Regions from separate parts of the Mus musculus genome. Here regions 1, 2, 3 and 5 are each linked to region 4. A link is a loop called in an ENCODE intact Hi-C map of the cell type or tissue named here. Cell type or tissue: left cerebral cortex. All regions are shown on one strand.

Evidence for each region. Peaks named below come from ENCODE experiments on the same cell type or tissue, not always from the same donor. Only the 100,000 strongest peaks of a DNase experiment are listed, where the experiment ranks them.
Region 1: it touches region 4 in a loop (5-fold over the local background); 3 of 42 quality-filtered maps call a loop at or near these places.
Region 2: it touches region 4 in a loop (3-fold over the local background); 2 of 42 quality-filtered maps call a loop at or near these places.
Region 3: it touches region 4 in a loop (6-fold over the local background); 29 of 42 quality-filtered maps call a loop at or near these places.
Region 5: a loop joins it to region 4, with 3 times the contacts of the local background. A loop is called at or near these places in 2 of 42 quality-filtered maps.

What each region holds. Positions count from the first base shown.
Region 1 is chr1:66,174,990-66,179,989 of GRCm38, reverse strand. It overlaps a transcript of Map2 not described here. Among named protein-coding and RNA genes, the nearest start is that of Gm51629, 53 kb to the left of the region's middle. In left cerebral cortex, a CTCF peak has its summit at 2,350; DNase peaks (open chromatin) are centred at 2,311, 3,160, 3,778, 4,778 and 1 more place; H3K4me3 peaks cover 3,044 bases; H3K27ac peaks cover 1,862 bases.
Region 2 is chr1:66,444,034-66,449,033 of GRCm38, reverse strand. No RefSeq gene overlaps it. Among named protein-coding and RNA genes, the nearest start is that of Unc80, 21 kb to the left of the region's middle. In left cerebral cortex, no CTCF peak of the experiment used is centred here; a DNase peak (open chromatin) is centred at 3,041.
Region 3 is chr1:66,112,643-66,117,642 of GRCm38, reverse strand. No RefSeq gene overlaps it. Among named protein-coding and RNA genes, the nearest start is that of Gm51629, 120 kb to the left of the region's middle. In left cerebral cortex, no CTCF peak of the experiment used is centred here; a DNase peak (open chromatin) is centred at 2,107.
Region 4 is chr1:66,653,283-66,658,282 of GRCm38, reverse strand. It overlaps Unc80 (unc-80, NALCN activator), which reads right to left. Exons shown (of 65, transcript NM_001368824.1): 49 at 4,895-4,987; 50 at 4,238-4,273; 51 at 3,681-3,899. It overlaps Gm39655 (a long non-coding RNA gene), which reads left to right and starts at 4,966. Exons shown (of 3, transcript XR_865491.2): 1 at 4,966-5,000. In left cerebral cortex, a CTCF peak has its summit at 2,353 (motif pointing right); DNase peaks (open chromatin) are centred at 2,375 and 2,973.
Region 5 is chr1:66,429,594-66,434,593 of GRCm38, reverse strand. It overlaps Map2 (microtubule-associated protein 2), which reads right to left. Exons shown (of 15, transcript NM_001310634.1): 13 at 999-1,080. Among named protein-coding and RNA genes, the nearest start is that of Unc80, 36 kb to the left of the region's middle. In left cerebral cortex, no CTCF peak of the experiment used is centred here; a DNase peak (open chromatin) is centred at 2,923; H3K27ac peaks cover 434 bases.

The DNA of each region.
Region 1 (5,000 bases), 480 kb after region 4:
TATCTTTATGGGACTCCTGACTGTGCAACTAAGTGGTCTCTGATCCTTGAGCCTGCTCTTGGGACTCTTCTCTTTCTGTTGGGTTGCCATGGCCAACTCTGATATGATAGTTTGGCTTTATCATATTATATTTTAATTTTTCATGTTTATTTGTTATCTCTTAGAAGTCTGTTCTTTTTCAACGAGGGGGGAAAAAACGGGGAGGACACAGAGTGGAGGGAAGATTGGAAGTAGGAGAGGGAGGGCAAACTATAATTAGGATATATTTTCAATAAAAGAAAAATGTGAAGAATAACAAATGAGTTTAGCTAGGTATCACAGAACACTCCTGTGATCCAGCTTTGAAAGACCCTGAGGAAGGAGAATAGACCTCAAAGTAAGTCTGAGCTCCCGTTGGGAATTTCAAGCCATTTATGCTACGTCAGGATACATGGAGACACACTGTCTCAAAGTAAATAAACTAAAGGTTAGGTTTCCCTGAAAATCTTAAGAGTCTCAAAAATCAGACAGACAATAGATAGGCAGGTAGGTAGGTAGGTAGGTAGATAGATAGATAGATAGATAGATAGATAGATAGATAGATAGATAGATAGATAGATAGAAATGTGTCCCTTATGTTACTTACATGTTGTAACAACAACAAAAAATGTTTTTAAAACCTCCCCTGTGTACAATATAAACTTAACAACAGACTGAAAGAGAGTCTGTTCTTTCTTCTGTTCCAATTGCCAAACAACTCCCCTAAAACATGTAAATAAAATATATCACAGCTGAACATGTTAGCACAAATAGGAAAGTTCATCTCTTGGAGAGGAATGATCAAAGTTCAAAGTTCAAAGGTTAGACTCAAAATGTTTCCCATAAAGTCAACTGATTGTGCTCACATTGTTTTAAACTTTTTAATTCAGCACAGACCTGCTTTCAATAAGTATCCCATAAAGTACCCACAGCCTTCAGCTCAATGTAATGATGTGGGAGGAGAGGGGACACAGCATTGCACTGAGGTAAAAAGCAAAACAGATTTCTTCCACCTCCACCCACGTCCACAAGATCTCATCTGCACCCTTACAGGGACAAACACTTGGTGCCTGAGAATTCCTTGTCTCCCTCTTCCCCTCTAAGCTACCACCCACCAGACTTTCCCACAGACCCTCTCCTTTGGTTTCAGCCCTTTATAGATCCCATCTTCCTTAGTAGTCCCATATTTGCTTTTGGTGCTTGCAAGAGCTCATCATTCTCTGAGAATATCGGAAATTGATAAGAACTAATATAACTCAGATAGTGACATAAGAGTGCCAGAGCGTAGTAACATCTGTAACTCATGGGGATCCGACACAAGAGTCAACAAATGTTCCAAAATGCCTCCTTAAATGAGTGACTTACCTAAGTCCTAGCATTAAGGGTTAATACTGATTGGAGAGTGTTTTATCTCTGGTTATTTTAATCAGTTGAGCATTGACAAGTATTTAACAGTAAGAGTCACCCTAAGCTCCTCCCTCCCACCCACTTAGAAGTCAGTTTCCTACGCTCTGCCTCACAGGGACAGTAGTGAATCACAGGGTTGGGGGGGGGGGGTTATATCTGATGTCATTTCTACATCTAAGCAAATGTAATACCTACCGATTTTAAATGCCAAAGTGCAACAGTGTAATCTGTTCTGCCATCTGACAGCCAGTAAAATTCAACAAATATATGTGTGTCCTAAGGAAATATTTAAAAACCTACCAAACAAGCAATTGTTTTCCTTTCTTCAGTCTGACATTTAGAAAATGTATAAAGTGGTTTAAAACAGGGGATGCAGGGGGAGGGGGTTGAAATTGTTCCTTCAGACCTAGAACATTCTGTGCCAAGTCTCATGTCTGGCTGTGTGTTTCTGGCCAAATCCAAGACCCCTGAAAAGAAATAAAGAGAAAACTCTGCCTTTAACCTTAGCAGAGCAGTGTTGGCAGAGGCCACTGTGGGAAGAGTGGGGCTGCTGGCCTGAGATGGGCGGGCGTGCTGCTGGAGTTCGGTTTCCATTGAGAGGATGTCGGCTCCCTCAATGAGACTGCATCACCTACTGGCATGAGGTCATGGCTGTGCCAGTTTCACTGGGTCAGGCTCCCTCAGCACATTCTTTCTCCCTCCTCCCTGAGAAGGTGCTGTAAACAAGTGAGAGACAGAGAGACAGAGAGAGAGAGAGAGAGAGAGAGAGAGAGAGAGAGAGAGAGAGAGAGAGAGAGAGAGAGAGAGAGAGAGAGCAAGCATGCTGCTATAGAGTGAGCACATCCTAAATTCAAAATGCTTGCACACTGCACACTCTGGCTCCACCTGTGGTAGTCTAGACAAAAGTAGGGGCAGGAAACAGGACAAGAACAGCCAGCAAGAAAGGGCTTGCTTGGTTAGAGGGGAGGGGAGGAGTTAAGACAGGAGAGAAACAAAGAATATACAAATTAATATCACTAAAATATTAAGGTTTTTTTTTAAAAAGGGGGAACTAAATTTATAATCTGCCATGATGTCTTGTTGTAGCTCAAACAATTTCCCACCTACAAGGTTAAAAAAACTTTGGAAATTAAATAAAGGTTCCAGCCAACTGAGAAATATGAAAGAATAAAATTAAACAACCCACAGATAAACAGCTTGTATCAAGTAAGAAATCAGTGGTCTGATAACACCAAAATCATGAATGCAGATCTTAAGCTGAAAGAATGAGACAAAAACTTCAAGGTAATTAATGTTACGACATATATATACACAGACATGGGCACAAGTACAATGCTTTCCTAATGAAAGAAAAACAGGACTTTCACCTCATCTCGACGAGGGAGGTCCTGTGTGCACGGGGGGGGGGGGGAGATGACTAGAAATGATTTGCAAATCCATAAGGTTTTCTACTAAAAATAAGACACTAGGTTCCGCTGAAGGAATGCTCTTGTCACCTAGGCTGTAATCTTCTTTGTGGACATAAAATCAAAAGCATTTTAAAGGGCTTTTGTTTGTTCCATCTATTTTGACTGCCAAAAATATCATACCGGCCCACAGTAAAATGACAGAGTGACAGTGTTCTGCTTTTACATGGGGCTGGTACCTGCTGCTCACACATAGGGACCTTTTGCATAATGTGGCTCACATAAAAGGCTTTGTTCTCCATTGCCTCACTGTGGCTATGTGCCTCCACTTCGGTTTCCAGTCATTTCCTCCCACAGATCATTTAAACAAAATTCTGTCTTATTTTTAATATTTAAGCTAGCTCCTTACTAATATTCATTTAATTTTTCTGTGCCACATGTGGAACTCTGTCTGCACCACCCAAGGATAGTTTTGTTGACCTTATTTCTTGCTGTTTTTCGACATACATTTCATTTATAGCATATCCTCTAGCCCCAGAAAACAAATCTTAAAAGACGTGCCTTTTAGCTGTCCACTCCATTTTGTAGTATGTTTGTTTGTAGGGCTTGTGTGCGTGTGTGTCTGCATCTTGACAAAAGCTTCACACCCAGTTTCAAAAGGTGTCCTGGATGCTTTACACTCAGAGCTTATAACAGAGGGCAACCAGTTATCATCACAAGTCAGCTTGCTACTAACCAAACCTTTTTGACGGTGCCAGAAGAAAAAACACCAATTTTAAGCTTTCAAGAATGGTGCTTTCTGACTCTAGTGCTCACTCTCCCCTCCCCCTCCTTACACACCAAACACACACCTCCCCACTAGGGCTCCTAGGCACGCTCTGCCTTTAGATTTCCACCCTAGAACAAAGGCGAGGATAGGGAAGGCAGTCATTCGTTCAGTCCCCCACCCCCAAAGAAAGGCTTTAGAACTGAGAAGTGAATTGAAGAGCAGATGCAGCTGGGTTCCCACCCCTCTCATTTGGGAAGAAAGGACTGCATAGAAACCCAAGCTCTGTCAGGCTTGTACCTTGGAGCCCCGCCCTCTACAACCAAAGAACAGTTTTTCATTTTCCCCAAATTACCAATGTATGCCAGTTCTCCTCTTCCTGTTGTCTCTGGAGAAATAATTTGAAATTTGAAATTGGCTTGGCTCCCCTCACCTCTTTCCTCACTGTGCAGAGCTCTGTGTCTGTGAGCACACAGAGACAGGCACACATAACAAATTAATAAAATAAAAATAAATCCTCTATCTTTAATTCTCTTCCCTAGGGTCTCTGTATAATTTCTTACCCTTCTTTCTATAGCTCGGGCAATATTAACTCTCAAAACATACACCCTAGCCTGAACCGAAGTTTCCAGTGGTTTTTTAAGTGGTACCTAACAAGGTCACTGGCTCATCTTCAAATCTAGAGCTTAAGTACCTAGCCGGGTCTCTTGCCCTGGTGTGACATCTGGAGAGGTCAGGCCTGGACAGCGCCAACCTGCGCGGACTCCCTCCCGTGGCACAGGGGACCGGTCCAGCAGAGACCAGCCAGTCCGGTTCCTGCTCTCCTGGCTGGCGGCTCCTCTCTGGCAGAGGCACGGGAGGAAGGACCAGGCTGAGCTAGGCGGGACGATGTCTTACCTGGGCGCGGAAAGAGGACGCACCCGCGGTCACAGCTTACTCGCAGAGCTAGAGCTTCTCCGTGGGAGGAGCCGGGGAGACCCGGCGACCGAAGAAACGAGGGAAAGAAGGACAGGAAAGAGAAAGAGGCCGTAGGGAAGCGGAGGTAGAGAGGATGCTGCTGCCGCCGCCGCCTCCACCGCCGAGAGCCCGCGCAGCCCGAGCGCCGCCCCGTGCGCGCCCCAGCCAGGCTCCGCGGCTGCCCCGCCCCGGCTGTTCCCGCCCCGTGCGCGCCCCAGCCTGGCTCCGCCACGGTCCGCGCTAAGCTGCCACCGTCGCAGTGTAGGGGAGGGGGAGCGCCGGGCCCCGCCTCCTGCCGCAGCCAGCAGCCCGCCCCGCGGGGACAGCCAGCCTTGGAGCCCCAGAGAGCCCCGCCCAGCCAAGGCCAAGGGCGGCGAGGGCAGTGGAGACTTGGCTCCTTCCTTCCCAGGGGTGGCCTGCTCTGCAGAATTGTCCCTCGGGGCTCA
Region 2 (5,000 bases), 210 kb after region 4:
TGCAAACCCCCTATCCCATCCCCTCTTACCCTGTTCCTATGAGGGTGCTTCCCCACCCATCCACCAGATCCTGCCTCACCATTCTTCTATACTGGGGCATCAAGCCTTCACAGAACCAAGGGCTCCCCCTCTCATCGATACCAGATAAGGCCCCTTCAGCTCCTTCAGTCCTTTCCTAACTCCTCCATTGGGGTCTCTGTGCTCAGTCCGATGGTTTGCTGTGAGCATCTGCATCTGTGTTGGTTAGGATCTGGCAGAACCTCTCAGGGGACAGCTATACCAGGCCCCTGTCAGCAAGTGCTTCTTGGCATCTGCAGTAGTGTCTGGGTTTGGTGTCTGCAGGTGGGATGGATCCCCAGGTGGGGCAGTCTCTGGATGGCCTTTCCTTCTGTCTCTGCACCACTCTTTGTCCAATCTTAAAAATATTTTATCTCTGATTTCTTTGCATTCTGCTCTCAAAAAATTATATATTAAGAGTATGCTGTAAACTCTTATCTAAGGTTTAATAAATCACTCATTGAGTATGGACCAAAATATGTATAATGTGTAACAATATTTGGGTTTATTCAGCTCTTATTAAGTTCATATATATATATACTTATATGTAACTCAAATTAACTTGTTTAATGTATATGTGCAATTTGGATGCAACTCTCGTTTAAGAAAAATATATAAAGGTAGATAGATCTACAAGGAAAAATGTTTTAAATATTAGCAACCATGTTCATCACATGGCTTGCAACCTGCCATGTGACTTCACTATCTTAAGATGATCATGTGGTATGAAGCAGCAATTATAAAACTTCTTGATCCTAAAAAATAAAACAAAACAAAACAAAACTTCTTGATCCTAATTAACTGTTTATTATTGTGTCTCCTTTTAGACTAAGAAGGCAAAAACAAGTCTCATATTTTAAGTTGGTATGGATTTTTGTGTGATAATGATAGAAACTTGAAGTTATATTTTTATAACATACTGTGCATGTGATTCAAACCTGGCTTAAGATATTCTTTATATGATGACAAAATTTCAATGTTATAAAGTCTATTCAAATTTACAAATGACAATTTAAAATGTCTGTCTAACTCCCTATGTCTCTGCTAGTACATAGTCATTGTATGCTCCTTTCTGACTTGTCTTGAATGTGTGAACAAATGTTGTTCTTTTCTCTTGTAATCAGCCACCTAACTTCAATTCACTAATTGGTTTTCTGCCCATTGGATCTAATATAATTGGAGTTCAAATGTTATTTAAGTATGGATAATTTTGAAGTTGTTGCATACTGTTCTACTGCTATTTTTATACTGTTTTAGTCTATCGCTAGCAATAAAAATGAGCTATTGCTCACTCTTCTCTGACCCAGGCATGTTTTTAAAGTCCAGGATCTAAAACAGGATTATCAGTTTATAGATTATTGGATCTAGTTCAAAGTCATAGATAATCTTAAATCATGTGACATGATTTCATACTGGGATATAAACACATGACTAGTTACTATGGGCTGAGGAAGGTGGAGTCGTAGCTTCACCACGATTTTGGTTCAGGGCAGCCTCATTGTGCCCTTCCCTCAGCCTTGAGTAGGCTAAATAGACCTTAAATGTTTGCCACAGTTGGACCTTAATGACCTAGATGGAGTCTTCTGCCTTGCTGCACCTGCAATCTCCTACAGTAGACTGCCCCCCTGAGCTTGCTTTGCAACATAATCCAGCTGAAACAAAGGATAGGGTCTGTGGGATCTCTATAAATAAATACAGTACTGAATATTAAACTTTGAGCCTTGATCAGAAACTTTGTATTGCCCCCCCCCACTCCCCCGTCCTTTTTCATTTCCAGCCTCCCTTTCAGGTAACCCAGTTCATTCATGACTGCTGGACAGTTATACCACATACCCTAGCAGCCATATGTAAAGCCATGGCTTCACCACCATCTTCCCTAAGGGCAGCAACATGTGACATGAGCAAACCAGGGAAGTAGGTGTCCAAAGATACTTTTAAACTGAGATAAGATTTTTGTATGATTTCTGTTGTATCTTGATAAATTGTTTACACTGTTATTCTACATCTTTACTCTTAAGAAGGTGTTTTATTGTGATATTACTAAAAACACAGTTGAGAGATTTTAAATTTCTTTAAATTTAAATTTAAAAAGTTGGAGGTTTACAACATTAAATTTTTAGGTTAATAATTGGTGTCTTAAAAGTACATTTAAACTTGTTTTTGCTAATGTTATTAAGCTATAGTGCAGCTTTATATATTTATAATCTATTATAGATCTTTTATATAAACTAAGTCATATGGGAAATGTTTACATTAATGTTCTACAATGATACACCATAAAAAGATCAAAAAGTTCCCAGTCTCTATGGACTACATTTTTAGATTGAAAGGTTTTATTTTAATACTAGAAGCTTTTCAAAAAAAAATACTAGCTTTTCAACTCAAAGTTGTGATATTTAAGGCTCAGACTTAACAGATTCTAGTCTTAAAAGCTACTATAACAATTCTATGCTCATAAAAGCTACTATGATTAATAAGTGCAAGTTGACAGTAACCTTGTAAATGATCAAATGCTTTAATATTTTCAGAATTATATTTGAGTCATGTGACTAAATGATGCAATTAATTACAAGATTAAGCTTTATTTGCCTTATGTTTTATTTTTGTAAGGAACAGTTTAGAAACAGATAAGGCTGTTCAACTCAGATATACTTAATAGGCACTAGCTCTCAAATCTGTCAGAGATCTGCTGAATATGGCATAAAGTGTTTGGACTTACTAGGACAGAGACCTCTAAATCTAAGCAGTGATATCTGCCAAAGTCTTCAAGAAAATTTGGACACAGTGACAAAGAACTCTACCTGGATTGTGGTATGACAACCACTGTAAAAGACTGACCCAGTGCCCTGTCTATTGCCAGGGTCTGGCCTGAACTGTTAATTGTCTGGACACCTGAAGAGTTAATTGTCTCATGGTGCCTAAGACAAGGTAATTTCTCCCACTCTCTTCCTCAGAAAAACAGCCTCTCATCTTCTGGTCCTAATGGCCACACTGTCTCTGCCAATGTTACCATGGAGACCACAAGTGTTACGATTCTAAAAAGATAAAGGAATATAAGAATATGTTCAATGATATGTGGTGAGGTGTGGGGGAAAGGGGTGCTTCAGTGGGTCCATGCCAAGGCATCCCTTCCCCCTGAGAGACCAGCAACTCTATTCTATAGCATAGAGTTTATTTAGGGCATGGGGAAGGGAGTTAAGAGGGTAGTAGAGGCAGAAAAAGGCAGAGAGAAGGAGAGAGTAGAAAGTAGAGGCCAGCCATGACCACATGGAGAGAAAGGGGAAGTGAATGGGGAGAGAGGGGGAGCAAGAGGGCAAGAGGCAAGGAAGAGGAGCAGGAATGAGAGAGAGGAGGGGGGAAGCAGCCCCTTTTATAGGGGCCTGTTGCTAGGTAACTGAGGCGAGGGGCATACCTGGCTGTTCCCAGGAAACTATGGGGTTGGAGTCCAAACAGAATACCAACAACAGGAACCTGGGAGAATTGTCTAGGTAGTGGAGTATAGAAAAACTTTTGTAATTTTAATTAATGTATGGCATTTAGATTATAATCTATTCTCAGGTCTCTGATCATACTGATAGCTAAGCTAACTATAGCTTGACAGCTAGAGGACAGGTAACTAGCTCCTTATCCAAGGTAATCTACCATCATGTTAGTTTATTAGTCAATTCCTTAGCTAGTTACAGCTATTAGAAAAGCAAGTAGGTATGCCTTGCTTATAGACACCATGCTAAAAGACAAGGAACTCAGTTTACATTGACTGCTCCCAGTGATCAACCACCTGTGTCTCATTCATGGTAAATAATTGGATAGAAAAAAAAACTGTAAAGTTTGTGCAAGGTTTGAGGATATAAAGCTTAAAGTATGAGGATCTAAGAAAATGTTTTAGGGTCTAAGGAGGTGTTTGAAGGTTAGTAAATGCAAACGAAAGCCTAAATGGTGATAACTGAGCAGGAGATCCAGAGAGTTGCATAGATTTTAGGATGTGGACTGTGGGCAACCTAACAGGACTGAGGGGTGTGTTGGTAGGTTGTGGGATCTGGAGTTTCTGGTGCCTGTCATAGAAGGGATCCCTGATTGAGATGAAAGGCAACACAGGGGAAGGAGGCCTAAAAGTTGAAGAGGAAATTTTTTTGGTGATATCTTTGAATGACTGGATCCAAAACTGGGAAGGAGAGCGCTTCTTGACCAACCTTTTGGGTTATCTAGTTCCAGTCAGCCAGTACTGTTGAAGGGATCCGTTCATTCCTCTTTGTCTCCTCTCAGAAACTAGGCCATACATCATCCACTCCAGGAGCAGACCATGAAACTAGGCCATGAATGAGACACAGGTGGTTGACCACTGGGAGCAGTCACTGTAAAGCGAGTTCCTTTTCTTTTAGCATGGTGTCTATAAGGAAGGCAAGCCTATTTGCTTTTCTAATAGCTGCAACTACCTAATGAATTGACTAATAAACTAACATGATGGTAGATTACCATCTGCTCAAGCAGCAGACCCCAAAAGTCCAGGAACAAGACAATAAAACCCCCCATCCGAGAAACAGCCTGAAGATAGTCACATGAATGGGAGATATCTGATCTCAGGATAGGCCATCTGTGCTGGGCAGCCCATCCTGTGGTTAATGCAGTCCGTCTGGGGCATCTCAGCACCCACCAATGAAGTTTTAAATTACTTAACCCTAACACAGTAGCTAATCAAAATTGTACTAATGTCAGGGCTTTAGCTTCTACCAATTACATTAGAGATTACCGGATCATTCTAGAGAGTTCCCCCAGTTCCCTATAAGAAGGTGTATGCCTTTGTCTGGGGTCATGGCCATTTTGATGCTGTGCTGACCCTAGCATGCTGGTTGTTTCTGCAGAGTAAACACTCTTTGTTCTTGCATACTATTTGAGTCTGGGGTCTTCCTTCAACAATTCCTGAACCCTAACACTGTTTGGCTCTT
Region 3 (5,000 bases), 540 kb after region 4:
TGTGTTTGTAGGTAGTCACATTGTGGTGCACATGTAGATGTCTGGTGGATGTTAGGAAACAACTTGTGAAAGTGTGAAAAGCAGTTCTCTCCTTCTACCATGTAGGTCCTGAAGATCAACTTTAGACCATCAGGCAATAACTGCTTTAGCCTTACCTTGCCAGACAATCATCTATCTATCTATCTACCTATCTATCTATCTATCTACCTATCTATCTATCTATCTATCTATCTATCTATCTATCTATCTATCTATCTATCTATCTATCTTCTATCATGTGTTTGTATCTGTCTGCCTGTCTGCCTGTCTGTATGTAATATGATGTGTTTGTGTTAAAATGCATATGGAAGTCAGAGGACACTATCAAGTGTTATTCCTCTGATGGCTGCCTACCTTTTGCTTTTGAAAGAAACTCTCTCGTTGGCCTAGAACTCACAAAGCAGACCATACCAATGGTTGCGAACCGAAGGAATCCACCTTTCTCCTGCCTAAGATTGAGATTACAAATGTGTGCCCTATGCCTCACTTTTCTTTTTCATTTGAATTTTGGGTTCCTCATGCATACCTATGAAGTGAGTACTCGATTGAATGAACTATCTCCTCTGCACTGTAATTTTTTAAGTGAAAACAATCAAATTTGCAAATCACTTTAACAAATATATAAACATCTACAATTCTATTACCAGTGTCTTCCTATGTACTGATAAATTACTACCAAATGCCACAAAATATTTTTCATTTCCTAGTTTCAGCTAGTGAAACTACTCATAGCTTAATGATTTTCTACAGATTAAGATACAAACACAAACAGCACATTATCATTCCTGGAAAATGAGTAATAGAACAATTAATATCTGAGAAGAATTTTTTATAGCTTACTTACTTGCCTACAATTTGGAGCTTAATTGAACCAAATTCTTGCACACTATAAGTACGCACTGTCTTTCCTCAGTATTAACACTATAATAAAATATGCAAACATTCGTGGCATTTGCCTCTACTCACTCTTCTTCTGAGAACAGAAAGCAAAAGGCTTTGAGAGAACTTAATCCCACTAAAATCCCTTAAGGTATTTTAATGATACTCATACAAACAAAAGGTGTATCAGTTACAGGTTATCTATGTCAATTCTCACACTTATTTTATACATTTGTGATATGTGTTGACCCAAGTGAAAAGGCTCAGTGTGCAGACCCTGCTGTGTGGTTTAACCGCAGTATTGCCAAAGCTTCCTGGCTGCATTGCAGATAGGTGTCTAGTACAACCTGTTAAATGGTTACCATCGTGAGTGAATTCTTCCTTTTAGAAAACTGATGATGTCCCTAGGAGTTTTGTCTTTAGAACAGTCAAGATTTTCTCTGCAGTTATGAGGCCTTCTCTCCCATTAAAGAATTTGGAGAACTGAACCCATGTGGATATAGAGTTGATACATTGATCTCTGCAGTAATTGAAACAACTGTGGATCATTATATGAATATAATGTAATATTTTTCTTCCTTGAGGTTACCGGGTTTCTAAACTAAACATCAGGTCTATACACATTCTTCTTTTCACAAATAGCCTCACTTTAAAAGCTATTAGTAGCCTACAACTTCAATTATTCTTTAATGTAGTGGTTCTCAACCTACCTAATGCTGAGACCGTTAATTAAGTGCCTCATGCCATGGTGACCCACAACCATAGATTTATTTCATTTCTACATAATGACTGCAATTTTGCTACTTTTATGAATTGTAATGTAAATATCTGAGATGTTGGCTGCCTAATATGTGACTTCCCAACCCACAGGTTGAGAACCTCTATTTTAATGTAAACTAAGAGAAACTGCTTGTCAATATGGTTATTCCAATAATTAAATGTATGAATGTTCAGTTAATTAAATAGGAATATAAATCCACAAAAATTAAGACCAAGTTGATTGGTCAGTAAAAAATTCACAATTTATAGTACAGCCTAGCAAGGCTATTTTGTTTTTACCACCATTGCTTTTTGCCTTGTCATATGCTTCTTCTAAGAAGCATAGTAACATGCAGAGCAGCCAGTTCCCTGTGCTGGTAAAGATTTAAGAACCAACAGAAGCTTAAGCTGTTTGCTGACTCAGCCTTCTCCTGGGGATCTGCCAAGCTGAGTTAAGACTGGAGATCCTCCCGGGTTCACAGGAAATTAGCGTTCAGTAAAAATATCCCCAGGGCATGTGTAAAATGTCACTTGCTGCATGTCTGAGATGTATTCTATAGAAAAGATGGAAACCTTTATTGTCTCCAGCTGTGGCGTATTCTGGTTCTTCCTTTCCAGGGCCCAGTCACTGGTGAGTTCTGCAGCTCCCAAGAACACATTCACTCATAGGCTTTCTTATAGCTGTTTTGTAAATTATGATGTTTTGGGACTTCTTAGAAATATTTTGAAATGTATACATGCTTCAGAACTGATATCCAGTGTTAGCAATGAAAATTTCAAAATTAGCAATGAAAAAACGTAAATGCAAAATCCTTAAAAAATCAGTTAAATATTTTGTATTACTCATTTGAAAATTTTCATATATATATGTATATATATATATGTATCCTAAATGATATTGATAACATAAACCTTGAAAGAAAATTGAAGTTACATTAAAACTCTTGTGAAAAGAAAAACAAATTTCCAAAATTTTGGATTATCTTCTATTACTGAATTAAAAAGTTGGATGAGGGCTGGAGAGATGGTTCAGCAGTTAGGAACACTGACCTTTCTTCCAGAGGTCCTGAATACAATTCCCAGCAACAACATAGTGCCTCACAACCATCTGTAATGGGATCCGATGCCCTCTTCTGGTGTGTCTGAACACAGCTCCAATGTACTTATATACATAAAATTAATAATAATAATAATAATAATAATTAATAATAATAATATTAGGTTGGATGAATTTCTCGACCCAAAAGAAGAAAAATTGAATAAAGCAGATATCATGTCATGTGAGAAAATAAGTTACACAAAGTCACCTGGAGACATAATAAATCTCTCTCTCTCTCTCTCTCTCTCTCTCTCTCTCTCTCTCTCTCTCTCTCTCTTTCTTTCTCTAATCTATCTATTAGAGAGACAGATATGAAGATATTACAGTGTATATGTATGTATGGAGATATAAAACAACTGTATCTGTATATGTATATATACTACAGTATACATCTATGTATGAAGATATAAACCACCTCATGTGGAAATGTTGACCTCAGTTCCCTTCTCACAGATGCAGACAATTCTGAGGTTTACCTCATGTCTCAGAGTTCCCTTGCTGGATCAAGCTGGAGCTACCCATAAGACATTTTTCTGAAGATTAAACCTTTGTCTGGTAACTTATACACCTCCAATATTTCCTCAAAATCTTACTTGCCCACAGATTTTCTTCTCAAGCTCTGCCTCTGAAGAACCTAACATTGCATAACAGTCAATCTGTTTCAAAGGAGACTGGAAAACCTTTGGCCTATCTAGTGAAACAGAACAAGGAAGTTATTATGCTTAAATTTCACTCGTCTTTCTGTATTAAAGGATCCTGGCACACTGCCTGGGTGGCCAGAAACCAGAGACTGGACAGCACAGAGACATGGGATAGAATTAAAAATGACTGGGGAAAATAAGTAAATGAAATGGTACCTAATTAGTTCTGCTATACTCATATACTAGAGCCTAGCCCAATCATCATCAGACAGACTTGATCCAGCACCTGATGGGGACAGATGCAGTGACCCACAGCCAAAAATTAGGCAAAGATCAGAGAATCCTATGGAATAGGGAGAGGAAAGATTGTAGGAGCCAGAAGAGTCAAGGATATGGCAAGAACATGGCCTAGAGAATCAGTCTCACAGGGCACACGGAGACTGAAGGGACAATCGGGGAGCTGGTATGGAGGTGAACTAGGTCCTATGCATATGCATTATGGTTGCATTCTCGTGAGATTCCTAACGTGGGAGTAGTGCTGTTTCTGACTCTTTTGCCGGCTCCTGAGACCCTTTTCCTCTTGCTGGGTTACTTTGTCCAGACTCAATATGAGGGCTTGTGCCCAGTTATGCAATGTTCCATTGATATCCCTAGGAGGCCTCCTCTTTTCTGCAGGAAAGTGGAGGAGGAGTGGCTCTGAGGAAGAGAGGACCAGGGGAGGGACTGGGAGAAGAGGAGTGAGGATATAATATATGCAAGAAGTTAGGATGTAATATATAAGAGAAGAATAAATAAAATTTAAAAAGAAGTTTTGAAGAAAAAAATAATACTGTCAATTTTAAATTAAAAAAATGAACAGTTTAGGATTGTATGTGAAGAAATCAATCTAATATGTAATTTGAAAAACTTCAGGTAAGATCAGTTTCTTTCAAACCCATTTGAGGAAAATCAAGCCTATAGTTAAGAGAAGTGGATACGCCAACAATTCTGTAGTGAGGGAGACTTCTTAAAACAATTAAAATCTTCTCTTTGGACATGGCATGACTACTGGACACAGAACTAACAACAGCTATGCTTACTTGCACTATTCCTGTTTAAAATCAAACGTGCTAGCACGGATCTGGTGACGGCCTTGAAAGTCCTCACTCCTACCTGAGGCACTATTGGCAGTTAATGGCTCCCGGGGGAGGGATAATCACCTTACTTTGGGATAGAGCCAATAGTAATTTGCCCATGCTCCAGTAGATGACCTCACACTCTGAACACGCAGGCAGAAGCCCTAAATGTACTCATTGAGTTAATTGTAGGAAGCTATCTGCATGGAAGGTGTGGAAAGGCATTGGAGGGAACAAGTTGAGGATAGATATTATCAAAATGCTTTGTATATATGTATGAACTTCTCAGACAATACATTTAAAAATATTTTAAAGTTATTTTTAAGAATACCTAGTCATTTGGGCATATGCTAAGGAGTGGTATAATCATATCATATGATAGATTTAGCTTTTTAAATTTGTAATAAATTTTATTTTGGTGCTTCATCAAAGAATACAATATATATTCAAAAATTTTAATTTATTTTT
Region 4 (5,000 bases):
GTCATACAAAAATGATTTCTTAGATGGCTTGTATCCAAATAAGGGCAGTTTTATCTACATAGACTCTTCTAGATACCTTCACCTTATCCCTGCACATTCCCAGACATTCTACTGTGACAATAACCAATTTGGACTCTTGTAAGCCATAGTTTATTGAAGAAAGTGAATCAATCTGACTAAATGCAATTCCTTATGTAGCTGAATAAGTGCCAGAGTTTAGTTCTCTAAAGAGATGTGTTTTTTAATTGCTTCTCAGCCTTTTGTTTAAGATCAAGTGAAGAGATGTGGTTTGTTTGTTTGTTTGTTTGTTTTCAAGATAGGGTTTCTCTGTGTAGCCCTGGTTGTCCTGGAACTCATTCTGTAGACCAGGCTGGCCCCAAACTCAGAAATCTGCCTGCCTCTGCCTCCCAAGTGCTGGGATTAAAGGTATGTGTCACCACTGCCTGGCTTAAGAGATATGTTTTAAAGATAGCTTTGGGACATGTTTGAAAAATGATCTATCTAATGTAAGCTTGAGAACAATAGTTAGAGCCAGAAATGAGAAAAAAAATAACATTTAGAGGTTAACATGTAAATTTCTTTAGCCTTTCATGATGAAAAATGGATTAGTGGTGAGCCTACAAGAAAGTTTCCCTTTCATACAGTTTTTTTTCAACCCTACCTCCATGATAGCATGCATTTGCACACTGATTCGTGTTTTAAGAAAAAAAATGGGAATGAGTGGGTAGGGAAGTGGGTAGGAGGGTATGGGGGACTTTTGGGATAGCATTGGAAATGTAATTGAGGAAAATACGTAATAAATAAAAAAAGAAGAAAATCGTTAATCCTTTTCCATGGGAACTCAAGAGTTCTTCTCACTGAGAAGGGAGGGGAAGACAAATAGCATGGGACAAAAAGTGGAACAGGGACAAGAAAGCGAGGATAATTGAGGGAGAGGGAAAGAAAGGAAGGAAAAACATCATAAATGCTGCTGCTTTGAGAACGCAGGAGGACAGAATAAGGCAGGAAATTCCTTTTGGCCAGAGAGTCTCTCTAATCAAGAATATTTTCACTGAGACTCTTGAAATTAATCAATCAGATATTGTGCAAATGCAAAGAGTATAGACTCCCTCAACACTGTTTCCTAGCTCTTTAAAAGGCCTAAGCCAAACTATTTGAGCAAACATCTTCTGTGGTATTTGGAATATATAACCCCCATTTTCCCTTTTACAATTAAGTTTTTTTTTCTGATTGGGTAATATTTATTCTTAAACTTTTAAATATGATTCACATTATAAAATTTATGATTAGTTTGACTTACACACACATACACACACACGCACATTACAAGAAACATTAATATATGTAGGCACTGCCTCCATGTATTTGGATCTGCCCCCTTCACAGTGTAGCACAGAACATCTGTACTCGTCAAAGAAGCATATGCTTGTCTTCATCAAAAGCTTGTTGTTCAGTAGTACAGTAATAGGGGACATTTGGTTTGAATCATCTGAGTAATTCAGCCTCTAAAGTAGCTGTCCTTTCACCCTATCCTGGCTCTGGAAAGCTTGCTTGTGACAAATCACATAATGACATTATGTCAACTATCTACATGGCCACACGGAGCTGTTCCCTTATCTATTAGAGAGGAATTGTGGGGGACACTGTTCTTTGTGCCAGTCTTTTTCTTTTCAACAAATAGCAACCGGGAGACTTTGTTTGTCCTTTGTTTTATTTACTTGCTTGTTTGTTTGTAGTGAGACTAGGGTCTCCTTGTGTAGCCACAATTATCCCAGAACTGTGAAGACTAAACTGGCCATGAACTTTTGATCCTTCTGTTTCTTAGCTCACTGCTTATTGGGGTTAACACCATGGACGGCATTATTTTTAATAAGTGTCATCTCACCAAGCAATTACTTTTTTCTTCTATTGGCATTATGGTTTTATAGCAGATCATATTTTGCTAATTACTTTAAGACTCCAGAAGGTCAATATCAAATTTATGGTTCAGAAATAAATCTAATATAATTTCATATTAATTTTTGTGCCAATCTCATCACAAACATAAATATGTACATGTGGCACTATCTTTTCCTAATCTACTTAGTGTATTCTATCTCTTTGTATCATATAGTTTATATGTTGCCTGAAAACAATAAACAGTTAATTATACAAGTGATATTAGTACTTGCAAACATGTTATTTTTTCCTTTGAAATGGACTATGATAACCTTGAAAATTAGGGCTTTATTTTGCAGCACTAATGTCTAATATAATGTAGATCATTTTCATTAGTATTAATGTCTATTGAACCTTAAATCTACACCAAGTACCAAGTAGTCCCTTAGGATTTGTTAAGCTCTAGTGTTAGCCTCTAGAGGGTGCTCCAGTCCCTATTTTTCCTTCCCTTAAATGTCCAAAGAAGACATTTTCATAGAATAGTCCTACAAACCCTAGACACACATAAACATGCACAAAATATACTCATACACAGACAGATATGTATAGATATATACAGATGTATACACAGAAATAGACAAACACACATAAAAACACACATAGCATAACACACAGACACATACATGCAGATTTACAACACTAACACATACAGAGATACAAAACACATACAGACACATAGAGGCATGAAAACTACAGAGAAACGTATGGACACACATACTGATACAGACCCACCGTGACATACACGCACAGACACACACATAGAGACAGACAATCACATACTCATAGAGACACACAGACACAGTCAGAGACAGAAACATATATACACACACATACAGACACAGACAGACATATAGACACACAGACACATACACAGAGACAGACACACACACACATTCACAAAATGCCTATCTTTGAATGCAATGTTTGTCTATTCACAGAATTACTTGGATGAATTAGAATAAATAGAGCCCTCAGTTGCCAAGGCAACAACAGGTTCTTGAAACACTGCAGCCTTCTGTATAGGAGCTGCACTCCTCAGAGTGAAACAAGCTCTTTCCCAGCACTGCACAGTATGGAGGGGAGGGCTGGGGCTCTCGGGCATGTCTGGGTGTCTGCCCACAGCTCAGCAAAGGCAAGGGGCTGACAGGGAAAGAGCTTGCTTTCAGGTCATGCTTTTGCCCTCCTCTGTAACTTCACCTAGCACTTACTAAATCCCTTTCAGATGATCATTTTAAGAAAAAAAAAAGCCATTACTGTTCAGGAAATTGATGTGTTTTGGCAAATTATAATGCAGTTTCTGGAGAGGTTGGTGAGAACTGAACATTTAGTTTTGTAGATAGATTAAGCATTCAAAGTAAGTCTTTTGTTAACCATGAACTTTTTCTTTGAAGGAATTCTTATGATCCTTTAAAAACTGCTAGAAATCAGCTACTAGGTCCTCTGGGATCACATTTAAAAATCTGCCAGACAGTAAGTTACAGACTGAATTCCCATTTTTAAAACATTTTCTATTTCTGAGATCTCTTTAATAGATAAAATGTGTACTTTACCAGAAGGATCTAAATGGTATGTACCCAAGTCACAGGAAACAAATTATTCTAAGAATCTCCTTCCTTTTCCTGGAGGAAGCCTTCCCACTCCCAGAGCATCCCCCACTTCCTGGTTCATCCCAGCACACAGACACAGACACATGGCTTAAGCTCTTAGCATCCCAGGCAGAGGTGAGGCACTTGCGTGGGTACCTCATGTGAGACTTCACATCCAGCAGCTCCAGGGCAGTGACCCGTGGCTCCCCAGCTAGGTTTTGCAGGATCTTCAGCCTCGGCCCGCAGTGCTTATAGAATTCCGTGCAAATGTTCAGCAGAGATTCCCGGGGTCTTCTGAATTCTTCTCGAGAAATTCGTTCATCTAGTTCTTCTCTGGGAAGGCCTTGCCCTTCCTCTAGTAAATGGAGGTTTTCCCTGTGGGATTGGGAAAGATTAACTAGGATTCAGAGAACATGGGCACTTGGTTACTATGAGTGAAGGGTGTCCCATTGCAGAGAAATATGCTTCCCACCGAAGCTGGTAGGTGGTAGGCAGGGCTCCACAGAAGCTCCTTTGGGGGATGAAGAAAATTTATCATCCCAGAAGACCACACTGCAGTGGCTTTCCCAGAGCCATTTCCTCAGGATTAACATGGAAACGGTTACATCATGCATCCACCGCAGGAGTTAGTTAAATGGACATGGTACCCAGGTCTAAAGAAATCATCTCAGTGCTTCAGAAAGGGTGTGAAGACGGAGCAAGTCTTTCCGTACCTGATAAAGTGCAGCTTGGCTCCTTGCTCCGGGTACCTGTGAATCAGAAGAGCAACTGGCTTTAGAGCAAGAAGGGGATTCCTTGGCAGAGCCTGCTCATATCAAAGCCTTTGGTGCACTTTGATAAATGCACATTGCATATTAACCCTTCAAGGTACTGTCTTCTTTCATCAGGTCACCAGATATACAGCAATTATAGTTCCTATAAAACTTGTTTCATTGTCATATGAGGAGCATAAAGAAAAATGTACGAATTGATATAAACTCATGGGATATAGCCAAAGGAGGGGATGAAAAAAAAAAACCCAACAACTTTGAAATCTGTGTCTTATTTTCAAACATGATGGGGAGGAGAGGGTCTCTCTGCTCCAAGACTTGGTGAAGTCTCTGGTCATCTTGGAGTCCAACAGACCCAGCACAAGTGCTACATCATGAAGGCTGCGTGAGTTTATCATGATTTTCTAACCAGCTCTGGTATTTTCTGTATCTCTAAACTATCACTCTTTTCTTATCTTGGGATGTTTTCCTTATAGAGTTTCATATTTAATGCTGTGAAATGTTTGTTTGTTTGTTTGTTTTTGTTTTCAGGATTTGTCTCATCCCTAGCTACTGAACTGCATCTGAGAGGCCACAGAAGCAGAGGGCACAGTGAGTTACCTGGTGTTCACTCCAGACGACATGGTATGGTTGGCTGTGGTGGTTCCCTTGTGACCTTGGTCACTCCTGCTCATCTGTGGGGCTGTCATGGGCCTGCAACAGTAAC
Region 5 (5,000 bases), 220 kb after region 4:
CTGTCCACTCTGAGACTTAATCTACCTATCTTTGTAGCCAATCCAAAGAGTCCTAATAGTTTCCTCTCCCAATGCCTCAACTCAATTATTGTTAGATCTCAGTTTTTAGAGTGTTTCAGACAGTGATTAATTTAATAATCTACATTTGGTTTATATTTTAAGATGCTAACCATATGGTTAAATTTTTTAAAATAAAGCCAATTATATTGCCATCCTATAATCTATTGGTTATGTTATAAATTGTATAATGTCATAGTTTTCTCATAGGGCATCTGACAGTTATCCATTGTTATATATGCCTGGAGGTGGGGTTTAGCACAAAGAAACTCTCTGTGATACTCAGAGCGACAATGACCCATGTCACACTCATAGTCATGAAAGGAGCAGGCTAAGGCAAGTGGAAACTCAATTTCTACTTCAAAGCACTCTCCTATGAGATAACCTAAGAAGACAAGAGGGTCTAATGCCAGGTAAGTTGGGGGGGGGCATATTGCATCTTGTTGAGGATTTCCAGTGCTATTTACTTGACAAAGAGTTGGAGAAATGAATCAGATAAAGGACTTTCCTTGGCTCTGATACTCAACTCCATTTTACGTAATGAAGACAACACAACTTTATGAAAAATATTTGGTAATACTGTCTTTGGTCACTGTTCTTATCTATAAGACTTGATGAATATTATAGTCTACATGTTTTTAAAGAGCCCCAATGTTTGTGCCTGTTCTATACACATAGTCTCTTTCAGGTAATTAGGTTCATTGATATCAAAGTGAGATGCATTGACAGTTTAAAGTTAAGTTTCTATTACTTTTTTGTTTTGTTTTGTTTTGTTTTTTTTTCCGAGACAGAAGTTTCTATTACTAATAGCATGAAGTATCAAGAGTTTGAAACACTTTTTCAGTCAATTTTTTCACAAAAATATCAAGAATTGTATACTTCTTCAATCCAATTAATGATTTCAAATTATTACAAATATGTTATTTATTTATTTATTTTACCTGGCCTGTGACGGATGTTCTTTAGAGAGCCACATTTGGATGTCACATGGCTTAAGTCTATCTTCTTAGTAACAATTTGTACCTGTGTGAATCACAGAAAATGAGTTTAAGATGGCTTAGACACGGAAGCTCCACCTCCTCCCCCAAGCTCACACACAATTCTGGACATGTACCCGCACTTGTAACATGTAGCACTAACATTCACACACACACACACACACACACACACACACACACACACACACACACAAACACACATCTGTTCCATTTATTTCAAACTGGAAAGAAGAACCCGAATAGGTGAAAACCCTGGAATATAAGTTTTATTAGTAGAAAATAGATAATGTTGTAAGAGCATGGGGATATTTATATTAATAAGACAAGCACCTTTTGAGAAAAAAGATACATGTTAAATTTTTTCATAGCAAAGAAGCAAGAGGAGATGGGTTATTATTTACAAAGTGACTTTTATATAGAAGTAACTAACGCTGCTCACAGTAACAAGACCAGCATGATGACAGAAGAAAAGTCTAAGTGAGTTTTCCTAAACTGTTCTCTTCTCTTGGCTAAGTGGAATCTTTCTTGCATACTGAGTTAGAAAATGATAGTACTTTTCTTGCTTTATGTTTCGTTAAAATACTTCATTTGCCTGTAATTGAAGCAGAGTTTTCTATTGTCCATTGTAGTGGTTCACTGTCCATCAACATCAGAAGAATGTACGAATTTAAGAACATAAGCATTCTTCAGGGATATGCACAGTAAAATAAATGATTCCTCTCTTAAGGAATGTTTAAAACCACTGTTTTGCAGGTCCAAAGCTCCCTCTTTACCTTAGTATGAGAGCTTAAGTTATCTGAACTTATTCTTACTGCTATATTGGAACTAGAGGCATTTGCCATGTAGGGCATCATGGTACATCTTCTGCTACTCTCAAGGGAGTAAACTGAACCAGAGCACATGATGTTACATATACTTATACTCAGAGAAAAGCAACCAAGTCAGTGTAGATACTGATCCCGAAGCATAGACCTGCATCCATGAAGGAGCCCAGCAAACACTATGTGGGATTCCCACGGCAGAGTCTACTTTTCTCAGACTTCTTTGCTTATCGGGTGGCTGCTCTTTATAGAAGGGACTAATATTTTCTTTTTAGTGCTTAAATCCATTTCTGCCCAGATGAAGAATGAGAAGACAAGGGTTTCTTGGACTCTGAGAAGTTTAAGGTCTGATACCTTGTCCATTACTTAAATCACAGATGATAAGAGCCTAGTGTTTAGGTGGCAGAAAAATAGAGTCAGCCTGATGCACATGTTGAAATTCTCCTTATTTTATGAGGAACCATGCTTTCTTTGAGTTGACCTGACTGCTTCAACTCTGCCTCAACCAACATGTAACAAGCATGAATTCAGTATTCATTTCTTTTCATAAGGTATTATTTACACTAAATGAGAGAGACAGGAAAAAAATCCCATCAGGATAGAATGCATGCTGGAACTACAGTCTTTTCACTTTGAATTATAGATGAGTCCTGCTTTGCCAATTTTGTATTATTTGAAAAGATATCTTAGCTTTCATGAATAATGAACAATGGAGGGTTGGCATTACATACTCTGAGCACTTTCAAAAATATCAGTCTTTGCCTCAAGAGTAATTTAAATGGAGTTAGAAAAGGGTGAGCTTGGCTCACTTCTTCAGAGGAATAGAGACACAAGTACTCTGGTGACTGAAAAGGCCAGGAAACAGTTAGCAGGCGAAGAGGGTTTGCTGTGGTACATTTAGCAAGCTTTTCCTTCCCAACTGATCTGACAGAAAAGGATGGGACACCCATCACCAAGAAAGCAAGCCGCTACCCTAGATGACACATACATATTGAGAAAGTAGTGTGTCATGAGGCATGTGAGGAAGGAAAGCGGGTGCTGGCTGTGCAGGAGGCTTCACACGATCAAGGCAACTTCCTCAGGGAAGCTTCTACTTACATTTCCGCCCCCAGCAGAATGTTTGATGTTATCCTTGGAACCACATCTTGACTGAACTTTGCTAAAATCGATCTTCTTGTTTAAAATCCTAACCTAAAAGGAATTGGAGGTAACATTTTTCTTTCCAGATCCTGGGGCAGAAAGAACTAGAATTGGCAGGGATAGGGGTGGGGGAAGGGTACTAGAGGCTCTTAACTCCCTTCCACTACTGCAACTCAACTATATCCACGTTATGATGTATAAGTCCCTATTTCCCTGGAGCCTCAAAGGCCAAGTGCTCTGCAGCTTTAGGGATCCTAGCTCTATAGGATCACTCATAGAAATCAGGAAGAAATGAAAAAATCATACTTGAATTATCTGTGATGGAGAGGCTGGCAACACAGGGGCTCTGGCTCACTCAGTGGTACAGCACAGTGTAGGTTGGCCCAGGGTTTGAGAGGGTATCCCAGAGCTCCTCTCAGCTCTACAGTGTCACTCATCATTTGCTAACCACTTCCTTACCCCTGTGTTAGTGTACACTGCATGAGAAGGCACATGCTGGGTCTGTCTGACAGTTCCAAGTCAGGATTCTCATTCATGAAAGAATTCCTGGTTCCCTAGGAAGATCAACAAAGAACCCCTTGGGTCTGCTTTCACTATGTCTGTGGCTTCTGAAGGCCACCTTCTCGCAACTGCTCCTGAGCCACCATGAACCATTAGTGGCCATGTACAAGCGTTCTTTCCAGTTGCCAAGGTAAGAAAAGCAGAGCTGAAGTATGGTAGGTCATCCCGACAGACATCATCTCGGCTTTCCTGCAGCCTCAAGACTTGAGGCCAATGTTTTACTGTCTTTATTCAGGAAGTCAAGCATTCATCCTAAAAACCACAGCCAATCAGGACCTGGAAAGATGTTACTGTGCTGTAACATACTGAAACGGTCATAACTCTTATAATTTCTTTCATATGTCTTTTGAACTGGCATGCTTTGAAGGACAAACAAAATAAATATAGAAAGAAGGATTTAGTTTTGTTGTGGTCATTGCTGTTCTTGTGTGTGTGTGTGTGTTTGTTTGTTTGTTTGTTTTGGATACTTCTCCTGCATGGACCAAAAAAATAATCACATTTATATATCTTTAAGGTCCAGTTTATCTTCAATCTAAAATTTAAATAATGCTCTTGTTTATTCAGTTTAAATGTACAGTCTTCGCGAGAGCATTAACAAGTCTCTAAGTGCATGCAGAAAAGAGCCTCAAATTTCTTAAGAGGGCACAGAATCCTATTTTTAGCTGGGCAAGGTTTGAATCACAGTGCCTCTCTAACATGGATAAGATAGCTTGTCCCTTGCAGAGAACTATCACTGGCAGCTCTCACCAGGAGCCCAAGGCAAGGAGCTCCTGTCAACATTTAAATTCAGAAGACATGATGGCTGGGTTGTTCTCTAGGGCATAACAAAACTTTCAATATAAAAACTGTAGGTTTAGCACAGGATTTACAGCTACTATTAAATGTACCACATTCTAAGAGTCTTATATAAGCTGTGGAAAAAGTTGCTCTTAAGACTGTGGCGACCATTGCATCTAAATCCTCAAACATAAATTATTTTTAGAAGAAAAATTATATTGACTTGCTCCTAGTAATAGCATTTTAAATAATCTAGAAATGAAATAGAATTTACATGAGCTATTTTACTAGTCTGTTGGGGATAAAAGGTATTTCTAATTTTATTTCATAAATTTCAATTTAAGCATTAAAGTCTCAAGGGACTCACTGCTATCATTAGAAGCCAAGCATTGGTTCCTGTTCACTTACTGTAAGACTGGAAATTCAAGTTCTGCTGTGTAGATCTTTCCGATGCTAACATTCAATTATTTGATGATCTTATGATTTCCAAAATAAATGATTCAATCTAAAAGGATGACCCTGTCAATATCATTTTGAATGTTCTAGGATCTAAATATTCTATAATGTAAAAGCCTATTTCTGTTGATTTTCCCCCCGCCAGAATCACTCATTTTCCAGTGAAAAAGTTAACTGGTCTTTTTTAACC